Linked DNA regions of Homo sapiens: region 1 is linked to region 2. A link is an interaction called in ENCODE POLR2A ChIA-PET data of the cell type or tissue named here. Cell type or tissue: PC-9. All regions are shown on one strand. Each heading gives the region's core, and the rest is flanking DNA. Links, peaks and the distances in the headings are about the cores only. Region 1 has its middle 16 kb from the start of SOX8. Region 2 holds the start of GNG13 (G protein subunit gamma 13).

Evidence for each region. ChIA-PET counts read pairs that join two places held together with the same protein. Peaks named below come from ENCODE experiments on the same cell type or tissue, not always from the same donor. Only the 100,000 strongest peaks of a DNase experiment are listed, where the experiment ranks them.
Region 1: POLR2A ChIA-PET joins it to region 2 with 20 read pairs; 6 of 35 experiments call an interaction of 5 or more read pairs at or near these places.

Annotation. Positions count from the first base shown.
Region 1 is chr16:994,081-1,002,395 of GRCh38, forward strand. No RefSeq gene overlaps it. Among named protein-coding and RNA genes, the nearest start is that of SOX8, 16 kb to the left of the region's middle. RefSeq lists an enhancer at 7,822-8,315. In PC-9, for the core only: no CTCF peak of the experiment used is centred there; a DNase peak (open chromatin) is centred at 3,571; H3K4me3 peaks cover 1,070 bases; H3K27me3 peaks cover 5,437 bases.
Region 2 is chr16:798,063-806,377 of GRCh38, forward strand. GNG13 (G protein subunit gamma 13) reads right to left here and starts at 2,672. Exons shown (of 3, transcript NM_016541.3): 1 at 2,604-2,672; 2 at 918-1,049; 3 at 1-762. The coding sequence starts at 1,015. The coding sequence ends at 657. CHTF18 (chromosome transmission fidelity factor 18) reads left to right here. Exons shown (of 22, transcript NM_022092.3): 22 at 1-12. RefSeq lists enhancers at 2,361-2,910, 2,911-3,460, 3,461-4,010, 4,828-5,372, 5,917-6,460. In PC-9, for the core only: no CTCF peak of the experiment used is centred there; no DNase peak of the experiment used is centred there; H3K27me3 peaks cover 2,737 bases.

The sequences.
Region 1 (8,315 bases), core at 218-8,217, 200 kb after region 2:
TCCACCCTCCCACCCATTCATCCACCCACCTACCCACCCACCCACCTATCCATCCATCCACCCACTCGCCCATCCACCCACCCATTTATCCATCCATCCATCCACCCATCCATCCTTTCACCTACTCATCCATCCATTCACCTACCCAACTACACACTCACGCACCCACCCACCCATCCATCCACTCACCCACCCACCCACCCATCCATCCACCCACCCATCAATCCACTCATGCACCCATTCATCCACCCACCGCCCACCTGCCCATCCATCCATCCAACCACCAGCCACTCACCCATCCATCCATCCATTTATCCACCCACCCACCCACCCATTCATCCATTTATTATCCACTGCAACCATACATCCATCCACTCACCCACCCCCTCATTCATCCATCTGTTCATCCACCCACCCACCTACCCATCCACCCATCCATCCACTCCTTCATTCATTCATTAATTCATTCAGTGACTGTTATGTAGTAGGTGCTGAGCTTTAAAGGAGAAGGAGATAGACTCAGCCCTGAGCTCCCTCAATACATCAGGAAAGGGCAAAACAGGACACATACAGGGGACCATAAGAACCAGTACAGGGACCCAACCTGCCTTGTGGTCAGTGGAGGCTTTCTGAGGAAATGGGGCCCTTCAGATGTTTCCACTGAGTCTTGAGCAGGGATCTGGTGAGTCTTGTGTTCACAAGGATAGATGTTTCCAATGAGTCTTGTCTCTGAGCAGCTCATCTCTCATTCAGTTAGACAGCATCATCCTTCATTTCTTCACTCAGTCTGAAGTATCCTACCTGGATGGCTCCAGCTTGCTCTTTTCTCTCTGAACCTGAGTGAGTGGTAGTGCTTAGGAGACACCTGGGACAGGTCTGAGACATGCCTGAGGCAGGCACAACCACCGGTTCCATATGCAGCCCTCTCACAGCTGTGGGTCCCAGGACTCAGTGAGCAGTAGGGTGCCAAACTCATCCTGGATTGCCTGGACATTTCCAGTTTCTGCAGTGAAAGTCCCATGTCCTGGGAAGCCCCTCAGTCCTGGGAGAAGCAGGATGGGTGATCATCTAGTGGGCAGGTATGGAAGGTTCCACACTGCCCGTGCCCATCTGTGGAGAAGAACATGCTTTGTGGTGTGGATGGTGGAGTGGGGGTAGAACATGAGCCATGGCTCACAACATGAGCCATGTGTCCCTGGGTGGCCTTACGAGCTCAACAAGCTTGGGGCCGTAACTGTCCTTGGCCTTCACCCACAACCTAAATTATCCTGGACACAGACCAGATACTCAATGAGTATTTGCTGAATGAACAAATCAGTGAATGAGTGAATGAATGAATGAAGGTGAAGCAGGGCATGTTTGCTCCAGGCAGAACAGATTCAAGTCTCTGAGATATTTCAGAGCATTGAACAGAGCATTGAACCAAATGAAGGCTCAGTGGTAACGGAAACAGGCTGGGCAGCAGCAGGAAGCTCAGGGTCATCATCGCTCTCTTTAAATTGCTCCAATGGTGAGAACAATTTCTACAGGAGACCCACTGGCAGGAAGGGCAAAGGGGTAGCTAACAGGGAGGTAAGCATGGCAGAGACCTCAGGAGCCCTAGGCAGATCTGTCATCTGGCAGCTATTGTGGGTTCTGTGCAGGTGGAGTCATTGCTAACTGGGGGGCCCTGAGTGCATGACATGGGACACCTGCCTGCTCAGCTTGAGTACATCATTAGGACTGTGGTTAATGCTAATGACTGTGACCTTGAGTTATCAAGACATGGTAGAAGTATGTGTCAAGCTCATTTCTCTAAAAGATGCAGCACCCACTAGGATGGCTGAAGTTCAGAGGGAAGACATCCAGTCCTGGTGAGGACATGGGCAAGCGGGGCCTCATCCTCCTGATAGAAGCTTGTATTGCTATTGCACAACCACTCCAAAGATGGTTTGTGGTCCCACCAAGAGCTGGCATGCCAGTGACCTATGACCCAGCAATTCTGCTGCTGGAAGTCCACCCGTGTGAAATGCACGCTTGTGTTCACCAGGAGAGAAGGTTCTTTGTAGATCTCAAACAGGGAACTTTCCACACACCCCTCAAGAGCAGGTAGATAAACTATGGTCTTTTCCCATTCTGAGATCCAGCTCAGTAACGAGGAGGAACCAGGCAGGCATGCTGAGCCCCTCCTGCAAAGGAGCATGCTATGTGGCTCATTTACATAAAGTTACAAGGTGATGTTTTTTTTTTCCAGACAGGGCAGTGAGAAAAACAGTTCAGGGCGGTTTCTTCCAAAATCAATTCAGAGCTATGCAGACCTACTGGAAAGCCAGGTCTCCAGAGCGGCTGGGGGTCCTCCCACTGAGTTGTGGGTGTATCCCCCCAGCTCCCAGCTAAAAGTCAGGCCACCTGCTCTCCAGAACCCAGGGTCCACGTTCTGAAGTCTTCACATTCTGGAATGTTCCTCTCTACTCTGCAGATGCGAATAAAATACCCCAAAACAGGTGAGCTGCCATGAGGGCGGCCATGGTTACTTTCCGAGGCATCGTGGGGGCACCTGCAGGAGTGAAGAGGAAGGGAGCAGGTGAGGCGGCTCGCAGCCACCCGATTCCCCTGCACAGTGAGTTTCTCATCTCTCTAAGTACCAGGGGATGTCTTGGCCAGGGAAGAAGATTCTGTTAGAAAGAGGAGACTTAGCCTCTGTCAGGGCTTTGGTGCTCACCTGTTCTGAAATGAGGCCCTGAGCACCCCAGGGTCAGGGCTGGGGCGGGGGCAAAGGGGAAAGGAAGGGAGTGGTGGCTGTGACGGTGACAGTGATGATATGTGGGAGGGCGTCTGGGTGCTTGGTCCTCCTCCAGCTTGATCTCAACAAAGGCATGGAGGGCTCATGGGGCTGGTGCGAGTTTTCACCCCATTTAACAGAAGAGGGCCCCTGACTCCACTTCTTGGTGATTTACCCACAGTCCACCCCTCACAGTCGGGGCCCAAGCCCAGGAAGAGGAGTGGTGGGGACGGGGCCAGGGTCTGCTGCCCTGCCAAGGCCGCAGCACGCCTGGGGCCACACCAAAACCTCCACCCCTGCATGGGGCTTCCTCCCTCTCAGGGAGGAGAAGGGAGCGTGCTGTCTCTGAACGGGAGGAGGCTGTTGGGTGCAGACCCCCAGAGCTCTGTCTCCCCACTGGACACACCCAGGCAGCATCTCCTGTGCCCTGTCAGCCCCCAGTCCCACACTGGCCCCTTCAGGGAAGCATCCTCAGGCATTTTAGGGAAGAGGAAGGTCTGTGGCTCAGAGCAGCCCCTGCTTCTCCCTGGGCCCCCGAGGGAGGGTCTGCAGGAACGGATGGCCGCCCAGGCCGGGTCCTATAAGCACCTCCAGTGACCAGGCATCTCTGAGAGCTGCCGGTGCCTGCAGGGGCCCTGGGTGCTGAGCCTGCCCGCCTCCTCCACGGTGTCCAGCGCGGGAGGTTGCCAGCGGCAGGAGCGGCAGGGAGGCTGGGCAACCTGAGCAGGAAGCAGCCGGCTGGAGCATTTCCTTTCATTAAATACCCGCCCAGCTCCCCTCCCGGGAAGGAGGCAGGTCACAGGCCGTCCCCGGGCCTCACCACTTCAGGAATGTACGCGGTGCCGGGGGAGCTGTGGTGCCGTCACCGGGAGGAAGACAGAAGCTGGCGTGGCGGAGGTGGGCGTCCCCTCCCATCTGGCAGAAGAGTCATCTTCTTGCAAAAGGCGGGGATGGAGCCCGCTGAGCTTCCTTTGAAAACGAGACAGATGACATTTCAATCTTCCATGGGGTCTGGAGGCCTCACCCCACCCCCGCCTCCCGCTCCACACGCCCGCCTGTGAGGTTCGGGGCGCGGCTCCCCTGGGGAGGGCTCCCTGTCACCTGTTCCTCCCATCTGAGAGCTCGCCAGAGGACTGTGGGTGGCAGCGGGTGCGGCAGATCCGGCGTGTGGGCGCCGACTGCTCCTGCCTCACTGCCACGGTGCCCTCGGTTACCACACAGCCTGCGCGGGGGCTGGTTTGCAGGAAGCCCCCAGAGAGTCCCCACCCGAATCCTCCTTTATTTTAAATCTGTGAAGCTCATGTCTGCAAAACGCACCCCCGATCCCCCAGCCTAAGCTCTGAAAATGCTGTGGGAGAAGGGGCTCTGCTTCGAGTCGGATGGGTGGAGGGACCCTGGCTGGGGCAGCTCCTGGTGGTCCCTGCTGGCTGGCTCGGGCCAGGCCTGCCAGGAGCTGGCTGAGACACCGTTACTGTGTCTGGGAAACGGGTGCCCTGGGCCCCCTGCATGGCGTGTCAGAGGGCAGCGGGACAGACAGCAGGAGAGGAGTCTGTGGCTGGAACCAGGCAGGTGGCGCCCAGAGCCAGCTGGAGAGGCCCACGGGAGGCGTGAAGGCTGCTGGGTGCCAGGGCAGTGCTGGGCCCAAGTCAAGAACCCCTGGACAGGGCTCAGACTCCAGATCAGGGTTCCAGGCCATGACCCTGGCAGGTCCTCACCTGCAGTGATGCCAGCCTCGCAGGACCCATGGGGGGAAAAGGGGAAGGGCATAGGTGCCCTCGGTGCCCACAGGAGGCCCTGGGAGCTCTGGAGCAGGCAGGAGGTGCACACCAGGTGCCACACAGTGGGAGCAGTTGGAAGCAGTGAACTAGATTTGGGGACTGCCTCCTGGGTAGGTGCAGGGCAGAAGGAATCCAGCGAGCAGCAGCGTGAGGGCCCCGGCCCAGCCCGTTTGTGCGGATGGCCAAGCACACCCAGCGTGGGGGTTCTCCAAGGCCCAAGGAGGTTCTTCTCTCTAAGGAGGACGGCAGGAAGGCCCGGAGGCCTGGGCAGCCGGTGCTGGTGGGGAAGCAGGCAGGGAGGAAACTGACAGGTGGCATAGGAGCCCAGGTAAACCACCTGGCCAGGACTGAGGAGGGAGGCCACGCAGCAAACTGCATCCAGATTTCAGAAAGAAAGAGGAAGGGGGAAAGAGGGAAAGCCAGCTGGTTCCACGGAGCAAGCCGGCACGGGCATTCGCTGGTTCCCAAGGGGCCGGATGGGAACCGAGTCGGATCACGTGCCTGCCCCTGGCATGTGGTAGAGGACAGGTGGAGGGACCCCAGGTGGGGCAGCTCCCGGTGGAGCAGCTTCTGGTGGTCCCTGCCGGCTCCACCCAGATCTTTCTAGAAACTGCTGCCTGAAGGGGACATTTCTCTTCCTGGGAGGAGGGAGAGTGGTGTCCACTACCCTGGGCCCTGGACTGTCCTTGGCCCTGAACCTGCCTCTCCTGCCCATGCCTCTCTCGGCTCACATGCTGCCTCCTCCTGGAAGCCCTCCTAAACTGGCCCAGACAGAACCCTCTGATGGTCTCCTTCAAGGCCATGGTCACTGTCAGTAATCACTGTGAGGGGTGGGACTGCGTGGGTCCCAGTTTCCCCATCCCCAGGCTGTTCCTCCGTGAGGTCACAACTGACCCTGGTGCCTCATGCCAGGCACACGGAGCTGCTCACCAGCCCCCATGACCAGCTGAGCTGCTTCAAGCCACTGAGGGGTGGATGGAGGCTGGGTTTTGGGCCAGAGTCTGGAGACGCACTAGTCATGTCCTGGCCCCTGGGCTGAGCTCAGGACAGGTCCCCTCGAGCTGCTGGAGCCAGCAGTCATGAGCCAGCAGTCATGAGCCAGCAGTCAGAGGCCGATGTGGGGTAGGGCTCTGTGGACCTGCAGGGATTCCCAAGAGCAGGGAGGCTCTTCCGGGGCAGCTCAGCCAGCAGGGGCCAGGCAGGTCCGGGCACTGTGGGCTCCCTGGGGCTTCTGAGAGCCTGGCCTGGGAGGGTGGCAGGGCCTTTGCCCCCTGGGGGTGCCCACACTTTGGCACACCTGCTGGTGCTTCCCTGGCCCTCCCTGATGCCCGCAGGCTCAGGGCCCTCAAATCAAGATGCACGAGGCTGGGACTCCATTTAACCTCAGACAACACCGAGGTGGGGCCGGTAGCTGCAGAGCTGAGGCTGCACCTGCCGCCCCCTGTGAGGGCCGCGTCCCGTCCCTGGGAAGTACCAGTTGGGAGGTCACTGAGCGCCGTGTCTCCCGACCCCAGGAAGGTTCCTGAGTTTGGGATGAATTCCTTCTCCCACCCAAGTTTCTTAGTGACCTTGACAAGTGGCCTGGACAGCTGGTTCTCCAGCCGCGGCCAGAGGAAGAAGTGCTGTCGGCCATGGGACCGGGGACAGGGACCCCAGTTCCCTGACCTCCAGCCAGGAGCCCCAGGCCCTGGCGATGCCATGTGCACAGCGCACTCCCCGTGGCCTCGGCTGGGTGATGACCTGGGTCTGGGTGGGAACCTCGCTTCTCGGCCATGTGGGTTAAACTCGGGGATCTCGGCCTGCTTTGGAAAATTGAAACCGTATTTTTGCTCCTGGAGCTCCCCAAACCATTTGCACCTGGACTCGGAAAGCTCATTTGGACACAGAAGCCGTTTCTCCCCAGGAGATTTGATTTTCCCTGGAATGCCAGCAGGAAAGTCGGTGGGAAGCCAGGTTGGGGGTGTGGGAGGGCAAGCAGAGCGGGGGTGCGGGGAACAGGTGCCCCCGGCTCTGTGCAGTGGCTGTGGGTCCTGGGCTCCTCACTCAGCCCATCTGGGTTGCTCCTCTCCTGAAGACCAGGCCGTGCAGAGCAGGTTTCACGGGGTGGACACACGTCCCAGCTCATCACATGGCGGGGGCTCCTCCTGGCCTGGAAGGAAGGACAGCAGTGCGGTCTCCATGACTGGGGAGAGGGAGCTGATGGCTCCATTTGGCGGGGGGGGGTGGCGGCCGGGAAAAGCCCCCGGGACCCTGACACTGGCAGCTGTCTAAAGTCCGTGAAATCCCAACCACTGCTGGCCACGGCATCCTGGGCCCCGACGTGCAGGCTGCCCAGTGGCGCCTCTAGGAAAAACTGCTGGGTGTGAGGGGCAGATATGGGGGCTGCGAAGTGAAGCCTGGAGGTTGCGGAGTATCCACTGGAGGATCAGCCTGTCGGGGTTAGGCCCAGGGGTCCCCAAGCTGAGGGATGTTCAGGGCTAAAGCCAGGAGAGTCCCAGGCAGACGTGTGGACGGTGGGTCTCCCCTGTTCAGCTCCCCAGGCGCTGGCCTTTCGGGTCTGGAGGTGCTGCCCCTCCCATTCAGTGGGGTAGGGCCCTGCCTCGGTGCCCCCGGGACACGGCAGCTATGAGCACCTGGCTGGAGTGCTGAGGGCCTCCCAGAGCTGGGGCCCAGGTGGCTTGGAGATGCCTCCTCAGCTCAGCATTTACCGCGGGGTAGGCAGCTCCAGATGCCTGGAGCTGAGGGCCTGGCTGCGGGGGTGTGGCAGTGCCACATGGCTGCCCAAGTAAAGTGCCATGAGCCGAGTGGTTTAGAAAACAAACCTGTCCTCTCACAGGTCTGCAGGCCAAAAGTCTGAGATCAAGGCTTGGGCAGGGCCACGCTCCCCAATGAGACTCCAGAGGAAGATCCTTCCTGCCTATTCCAGCTCCTGGTGGCTCCAGGTGTCCCTTGGCTTGTGGCCACATCGCTCCAACCTCTGTCCCGGCTTCACGCGGCTGTCTCCTCTGCATGTCTGTCTCCTCCTCTGCTTCTATGAGGACACTCATCGCTGGATTTAGGTCCCACCCAGATAACCCAGGATGACCCCACTGCAAGATCTTTTGATCAATTACATCTGCAAAGACTCCATTTCCCAACCAAGCCAGAGTCACAGATTCCCAGGGTCAGCTGTGGCCACCGTTCAGCCTGAAACATGCCGCGTCACCTCACCCAAGCCTCACATCGCCCCGTGAGGAAGCCACCGTGGAGGTGAAGTTCAAGTTCTCACCACCTGCCCTGTATGATTTCTCCTCCAGGGAACCCTGGGTGTCCACGGAGGGGCCGATGGCTGTCCCTGGCCCGTCATGGGGCCCCAGCTCTGACACCTGAGCTTCTGAATTCACTTGTTTAGTTTTTCAGGAACATTTTTTCCTTCGGTGCCTTTCCAGGGAGCCCCAGGGGTGGGGGCGTGGAGTTCTCCCCTGGGCCTCCGAGGGGCTTCTGCTGCCTGAGGGGTCCGTCCAAACTGTAGCTCAGATCCGCCGCTGCTGCCCTCCTGGCCCAGCGGAATGCTGGCACCTCCAGGAGCTCTTGGCAGTGAGCCACGTGGTGGACAGTCCCTTGCTCTGAGGGCCCTGTCACCTGGGCACAGTTCAGGGTCCCTTGGAACTGGAGATGTGGCAGGAGGGAGGCCCAGCCCCCTTCTGGGCTCCCTGAGGCTCCACTGAATCTTTGGAGGGGAGAGACGCTGGATTCCTGGTGGTGACCTGAGGGCTCACACAGGTAAACCAAGCAAG
Region 2 (8,315 bases), core at 137-8,136:
TACAGACTGTAATCACGTGCGAGTGGAGTGGGGTTCACAGGATGGTGGGAGTGGGGCCGGGCGTGGGCTCATAGGATGGTGTGAGTGGGGCCAGGAGTGGGGCTCACAGGATGGTGGGAGTGGGGCCAGGCGTGGTCTCACAGGATAGAGTGAGTGGGGCCGGGCGTGGTCTCACAGGATGGAGTGAATGGGGCCGGGCACAGTCTTACAAGATGTTGTGAGTGGGGCCGGGAGTGGGGCTCACAGGTTGGTGTGAGTGGGGCTGGGAGTGGGGCTCACAGGATGGAGTGAGTGGGGCCGGGAGTGGGGCTCACAGGATGGTGGGAGTGGGGCTGGGAGTGGGGCTCACAGGATGGTGGGAGTGGGGCTGGAAGTGGGGCTCACAGGATGGTGGGAGTGGGGCTGGGAGTGGGACTCACAGGATGGAGTGAATGGGGCTGGGCATAGTCTTACAAGATGGAGTGAGTGGGGCCGGGAGTGGGGCTCACAGGTTGGTGTGAGTGGGGCCGGGCATGGGCTCACAGGATGGTGGGAGTGGGGCTGGGAGTGGGACTCACAGGATGGAGTGAGTGGGGCTGGGCACAGTCTTACAAGATGGTGGGAGTGGGGCCGGGCGTGGTCTCACAGGATGGTGTGAGAGGGGCCGGGTGCGGGGCTCACAGGATGGTGCATTTGCCCTTTTCCACCCATGGGTTGTTCTTCATCAGGTCGGGGTTCAGGAAGGGGTCCTTGGGGATCCCGTCCTCGATCCACTTCAGCAGCCTGCGGGTGGGCGGGTGGCAGGTGAGTGGTGGCACCTGACCCCCGAGGGCCTCCTGCTGCACCTGCCTGTCGGCGGCGGTGGTCGTGGCTATGGAAATGAGCAGCCAGCGCAGGGCAGACAAATGAGAGGCAAATCAGGCAGGTGGGGCACTCACTCGGGGATGGTCTTGGACGCCATCTCCCGCTGGAAGGCCAGCTGGTACTTGAGGCTCTCCACCTCTTTCTTCATCTGTGGCACGTCCCACTCCTCCATGGGGTCAGGGGCTTCTGAAGCAGCCAGCCTGGGGCTGGAGGGCACAGGAGGAAGCCACAGGGCCGAGGCCACCAGCCTGTAGTCCCCACCCCCGCTGCTCCCCGCAGGCCTGAGCTGAACCCCGCAGGATGAAGCGGGGAGAGTCCACACCACTGCCTGGGCCAGTCCCCTAGGCGTTGCTAGGGTGCAGGGCACAGAGCGAGTTCCCACAAGGCCCCAGCTCCCGCCTCCTGCACTGGGACTAATTAACTGCAAGAAACTTTACATCCTCAGCTACTCCCCCATAGGCCCCCACACCTTACGAAGATCCCTTGCAGGCAGGAGAAAGGGTGCTCAGCACGGCAGGCCCCCAGCTCCTACCCTCCCACTGAGGCCCACGCAGGCTGACCCAGACCACGGTGTGAGGTGTGGGGCGAGGTCCTCAGGAGGTGGCCCCTGCCCCGCCCCGCTGTGTGCCCCTTTGCTTTGCATGGCAGAGCCCAGTCCAGAGCCAGGACTCCTGGACAGGAATGTTCTGCTGCAGTTTGCTTCTCTGGCAGGTGGGGTGTGTGCTCAGGATCTTGGGGGCTCAGGCTATACTACCCGAGTCTGGGATATGGGCTGTGGGTGGCCCCTGGGTCCCCAGTGTGTCTGGGAACCACACACGTTACCTGCGTGCTTTCTGCTTGTGGCCAGCCTGGGAAAGCCACAGGTTGACACCCCTCAGAACTGCCACAAGTTCGAGGCAAGTGGGGGTGGGTTGCCCCCTGCCTCTCCCCCTACCCACTCCAGGGGCCCAGGGAGTCCCTCACTCCGTCCCAACTCTGGCCCCCGTCCCCAAGGTTGGGAGACAGGGCTGAACCTTGGGAGGGTGGGTGGGGGTTGGCGTCAAGTTTCGGGGAGCCTGCCTCTGGCTGTGAAGGGGGCTCCTGGCCCAACAGTCTCCCCATCCTTTGGTCGTGCAGCTGCACCGGCCACCTAGGGAGGGGCCCAGGGCCTGAGGCTGGTGGGGTCCCGGTGGTGAATTGGGCAGACTCCCAGCAGCCAGCAGAGGGTCTGCCCGTAGTGGGGTGGGAGGCCGGGGAGCGAGCGGGGGCAGGTTTCTGGGGGAGTGATCAGGGTCATGCAGAGGATTCCCTCCCGGAGACTCTGGAGTTCCAGCACCCCTACCCGCCCCCATCCCCGGTGCAGGCCTTTTCTCGGAGACCCTACACTCAGCCCCGTGGGCGCAGGACTAGCTGCGTGCGGGTCCTCCCAGGCCCGGGGTGTTGGCGCCCCGCCCACAGCCCAGTCCTTGCTGCCCAGCCCTACCTTCGCGCAGCTGCCGCCAAGCCTGGCCACCCACCCCGTGCACCCCGTGGACGCCCCCAGCCACGGGACTCGGTGGGCACTGCAGGCGGCGCACGGCGCTCAGATGGACACAGCTCCCCCGCACCGCGAGAGCCGCCTCCCTGCCTGCAGCACCGGCTCGGGTTGGGTTTTGCTGCCTGCGGGGCAGCTGCCCTCGCCCCGGGAGTTAGGGTGAGCCCAGGGGACTGACCTGGGCCAGCTGAGAGTCGAGGGGCCTCCGGGCCCTCCCTAGCCCCGGGCGCCTGTTCATCGGACCTACCTTGAAAAGGTGACAGCGGAGGGACAATGACAACGGCCAGGCGACCGCGAGTGAGAGCGAGGGCCAAGTGATGTTCCGGGAGTCCGCCAGGCAGAGCCCTGGCTGTGCCCCGCCCCTCCCGCCACCTGGGCCCTGGCGCCGCCCCCACACCCTCCTCAGGGCTGGGCTGACCCCAGAGATAGCCTGTGCTGCCCCCTCCCCTGGGCTCACCCAGCGGATGGACATGCAGCCAGGGGCCAGTGTGGGGCTGGTCCATTTTCCCTGAGGGGCCAGCTTGGGCCCTGGTGGAGAGGTCTCCTTCCACTTGAGGGGGTGGGTTCCCCCTCCAGTGTCCTGGGCCAGCCGGGAGGAGTGGGGATGGGGCTGGGACCCTTTGCCCTCTGAAGCCTCTGCAGCCTGCAGGGTTCAGGTGACACTCAGCTGTGCCCCCCTGACAGAGGCATCCTGTGTGGGCCATGTGGCTCACCCTGGGATGTGAGCCTCTTACTGCTAGGGGCCCCGGGGCTCTGTGGAGCTCCCTGCTCCAGCCCGATCCCCTGTTCCCAGACCAGTGGCCGGCACGGGGCAGCTCCCGAGGGCAGGAGAGTGCCGTGCTTTTCAGTCTGATCTGAGCTGAGAGTGGCGGCCTGAGGCGTCCCCAACACCGGTCCACTGTGGGTGCTCTGGGGCACGCTGCCTCGGGAGAGGTGCCCCCAGCTGCAGCACTTGGGCTCGGGTTGTGTGACCTCAAGGCTCTGGGGAGAGGGCTTCCCTTTGGGGCTCCGCACCTGTCAGCCTGCAGAGCTGAGACTGGCCCCTTTTCCTCTGACACGTTTCCCCGTGTCTCCTCCCACCCTGCCCTTGGGTGTACCCCTTGGGCTCCTGTGGGAGCTGTGCCCTATGTACCAGCAGGTGACGTACATACCAGGCTGCATCCTAGGTGGGGGCGCCCAGGCAGCAACAGCAGCCTCTGGGGGCACAGGGCCAAGCTCCCCAAACAGTCCCTGCAGAAGCTGGGCCACCCCCGGGGAAGCGTGGGCCAGGCCCTCGGTGGGTGCTGGCAGGGCCAGGGGCCTGTGAGCAGGTCACTCTGCCTTCCCCAGTGTCACAGGGAACCGCCCGGCCTGCCTGGGGTGGCCCAGACCTCTGCAGGGGTTGTCGGGGAGAGGTGGGCCCTGTCCCTCTCAGGCGCTCAGGTCCCTGAAGTCACTCAGCAGGACTCCCTGCCAGTGTGACTCCGTGAATCGGGGCCACCTGCACCTCCCGCCCTGATGTGTGTCGGCTGGATCAGAGGCGCCTCTGGAACTGGGGCACATTAGGGAAGGGATTATTTTTATTATGGATTTGGGGGTGGGGTGGGGCAGCTTAAAGCCCAGGGCACGAGGCCTCCTCCTCAGGGCAGATGGTTGCCCCTCTTGGCATGGTGGGGGCTAGACGTCTCCCTGATCCCAGTGCCCGCCCTGCCCTGCCTGTGCCCCCTGGTGCTGTGACTTCGGATGCACCTTAGTTTCTGGGCTGCTGAGGGCTCTCCCTGTGGCTGGGGGCACCACTTTGGGCGCCAGAGAGTGGAATGGCTGTTAGGGGAGGGGTGTGTGCCACCCCAGGATGCAGGCAAGGCGGGGGGGACCCCAGGGCATGTCCCCCACGTTCCCTGGGACAGCAGGTGGCTTGGAGCCAGGGCCAGGCGGGGGAACACCCTGAGGTCCGCAGCTGAGTTGTGAGAGCTGGGGGTTCTGTGGCCACTCTCAGGACCCCAAGCGGCCTTTGCATCTGCTCATCTGGAAGGACCTAGGAGGTCTCCTAATGGGGTCGCCAAGGCTCCAGGTTCTGGCTTTTGGTCAATTCACTGGACCCAGTAAGGTCCCTGAGGGTGCCTGAGCTCTGTCCAACACGGCCAGTGCCCCCAGTGAATCAGGACACAGGTTGGAGTGTGGTGTGGGCCACCAGGACAGGTGAGACGGGCCGTGGGGTCACGTCCTGGAGTGAGCACTGCCCTGTGGTCCGGGCAGGTCCTGCCAGTCCTCAGCATCTCAGCAGAGAAGTGGCTGTGTGTACCTGCATGGTGGACCCGGCCTGCCTACCTGAGCAGGGTCTGGGTGACCCCCAAGGCCAAGGGCAGGAGGAGGTTGAGGGAAGTGGGGGCAGGGCCAGGGCAAGCTGAGGGTTTTGGGTCTGCTGCAGGCCCATGTCCCAGGCATGTGATGTGGGTCCCGTCTCTCACCCCACTTCTGTGGCGTTTCTGGTCGCTGGGGGGGCACCAGTCAGCCTCGGTGTCGTGTGGACCCCCAGAATCAGAAGCAGGTCCTGTGCTGACCTGGGTGGGTGCAGTAACCTCTGCTCCCGTGTGAGGGGCTGTGAGGTCCCATCCTCAGTAAGACGGGGGTCTTGAAGACTGACTTCGACCTTCCTACCAAGGCTGCACTCGGAAACCCCCAAACACATCCGGGCGCTGACGCCTTGAGCTGGAGTCAGCCTCGGGTCTGGAATCTGCCTCCCCCGGCCCTACAGCTGGACCCGGCTTCAGCGATTCTCATTGGGAGGAATGGCAGCCAGTCCCCCAACGGAGTGACCACAGCCTCCCGAGGCCAGGGGCTCCTTTCTGAAATTAGGCCACTAATTGGGCCGCTGGCTGAGAACACGCAGGGCTCTTTCCGCTGCCCTAGAAATAGCTGTCCCTGGCCCGAGGGGCTCTTGACCCACCAGGCGTGGGGCTGTGCCGCTGGGCCTGGCTTGGGGCAGGAGCATCGAGACCTCCCATTTACAGCCAACCAAGACCGTGGGGGAAGCACAGGAGGCCGGAGGCCCTTCACGCTGACTTTAGGGCTTGGTACCACACTGGCATAGGGGGCTCTGATCCCTTCCTAGCGGGAAGCTGCAGCAGGGTCTCCCGGGACTGGCCTCTCGCTGCGGCCTCAACTCCGAATGGGTGGGGGAGACAGCCCCCGACACCAGTCAACTCTCCGGGGAACAGAGGGATAAAGTGCTGAGCTGGGGACCAAGGACCAGTCCCATCCTCCACCCGCCTGTGCCCTAGGCTCTGCAGAGGGCTCTGGCTGTCCTAGGGGGACCCTGTGGCCTGCAGGACCCAAGCAGCCCGGGGGTGGTGGGTGAATGTGTGTGGAGGACACGCTGACTTCCCTCAGTCCCTGCAAACAAAACTGCAAGCGTGGGGCCTGGGGAAATAACGAAGGCAGCTCCTCACCAAAGAAACTCACTCCGCCTAGTTAACTGGAGCTCACGGCAACGACTTTTCTGTCATCTGTGAAAGTTTCAAAGTGATTTTCAAAAACAATTGAAGCTCTTAAACCCAAGCACAGAAAACACAACGGAAAACTTCAAGGGATGGGGTGGGGGGAGGGGGGAGGGATAGCATTAGGGGATATACCTGATGTTAAAAGACGAGTAAATGGGTGCAGCACACCAACATGGCACATGTATACATATGTAACAAAGCTGCACGTTGTGCACATGTACCCTAAAACTTAAAGTATAATAAAAAAAAAAAACAACTTCAAGGGAGTCCCGGGTGCGTGGCTGTCATCCACACCTGACCTCCATTGTGTAGTCAGGGGCCTGCTGGGGGCTTGGCCGTAGCCACGCTCGCGCTGCAGCCTCGGGGTAGCGTGCCTGCCTTAGCTCGGTTTACTCTGAACAGCTGCAGGTCAGTGCGTGGTTACAGTCGCCGGAGGTTTCCTACTTAAGAGACGCCCGTCTCCTGAAAAGCTAGGTATGTCTTTGCTAACCAGAAGCATGGCCTGAGGCAGGAGGTCCTGGAAGGACAGAAGCAGGCTGGGCGGTGGATCCCCACAGGCTCGGACGCCCTAGCTCCTGGCCTGAGGACTGGAGGTCAGTGTGTCACCAGGAGCAATGCCAGCTGGGCTCCCGGGGATGGGGTGCTGCCCCCATTCGGAACTTGAGTGTGTTTAAGGGGAACCGACGGGCAAAATAACAGCCTGCTGGGTTCAGAGGCCCCCACTGCCGGCTCCACCAAATTACGCTCTTCCAAGAGTACCAGCTCAGAAGTCGCAGATTTTCCAAAAGAGAGACACATTTGCTCAGCCGAGGGTGGTGGGAGGCCTTGAGGCGAGACCTTTCCAAGGTCTGTGGGGGAAGGGAAGGGAGAGTGAGTCGCGCCTTCTGCCCCAGGCCACCCTCCGGTGTGTCGTGGTCCCTGGGGCGGCTTTCCTAGGAGCCCGTGATCCGCAGGGTGGTGGCCAGAGCCGTGCAGCAGCCTGACAGGGCTTCTGGCTTTGGGAGAGTCCCTGCCCACACAGACGGACACTTGCTTTGGGATGACTAGGCTGGGTGCAGTGGCTCACACCTGTCATTCCAGCACTTTGGGAAGCTGAGGCTAGAGGATCCCTTGAGCCTGGAAGGTGGAGGCTGCAGTGAACTGTGATCATGCCACAGCTCACAACAGGGAGACCTTGTCTCAAAAAAAAAAAGGGATGACAAAGGTCCCGTGATTTTGCCTAAGGACACCTAGAAGTTAAGACGGTGTGTTCTGGCCTCTGGCTGTCCCCACGGCTTCATTCAAACATCCCGGGCTGGGTGGCCACCACTGTAAGTGCATCAGGGCCCAAGGACCCGCCTGTACCTCTAACCACAGGACATGCTGTGAATCCAGGTTGGCCTCTAAGACCCTGGATGGGTCACGCCACAGCCCATCAGGGATCCTGGGACCCCCAGTGCAGGGGATGGCCCTGCTGCTGCTTCCGGGGCTAGGGAAACCACAGAATGTCCAGTCTTCCAAATCTGATTGGCAAATGGGTTTGGCAGAGCCTAGCCAGATGCTAGGATGGCCCGAACTGACCAGAAGCCCCCGTGCAGAGGTGGCTGCTGGGGACAGCCAGGTCACCCCAACACGGGTGGGGCAGCTGCACACCCCACTTACCACCCCATGGGTCACAGGCCTCGAACGTGCATCCTGCTACGTGGAGACCAGACCACAGGTGGCCAAGCTCCGTCTCGGGAAATAAGCCTGGGGCCCTGGGCGGCCGGCACTCACTTCCTGGCTATCTCTACCACCCCATGGGGCAGGAAGACACCCGCCTGCATTTCTGAGCTCCCAACCAGCTCAGGAACAGCGCAGCCGCTCGCAAATGCAGTGTGCGAGGTACAGACCGTTCCAGGGCCTGGCCTGCGCCCACAGGGAACTCCTGCCATGCGGGCCCCTTCTCACAAGGGGACACCGCCCACCCCCAACCCCTGGGGCCCAGAGCAGCCCCAGAACAGACACAAGCATCCCAAAAAGGGGGTCACTGGGGTAGATGCACACATCTGGGGACCCTGTGTGTCATCCCAAGTGGGCCATAGCCCTGGGCATCTGGTCTTAGGTCCCAGGGCTTTGCCAGCAGAAGCCTCCAGGTGTGCAGGGTCTGTGCTAGAGGCCTCCAACCGGCCACCATGGGCTGTCCACCCGTGTGGCAGCACCCGGGTCCCTGCAGCGCCTGAGACTCCTCGCACTCAGTGGACAGCAGAGCGCCCCTGAGCAGCCTCGGTATCTGCAGATGCACAAGGCTGGCTGGGGCAGAAGCAGGGGAGGGAGGGGCTCTGAGGAAGGCGCCTGCGTCCCCACAGATCAATCACTTGATGTTTGACATGACCTGCAAACGTTTTATTTGCAAAATACAGAGAGTAGACGACAGGAAGTAGCGGCTTACACCTGTAATCCCAGCACTTATGGAGGCCAAGGCGGGAGGATCCCTTGAGCTCAGGAGTTGGAGACCAGCC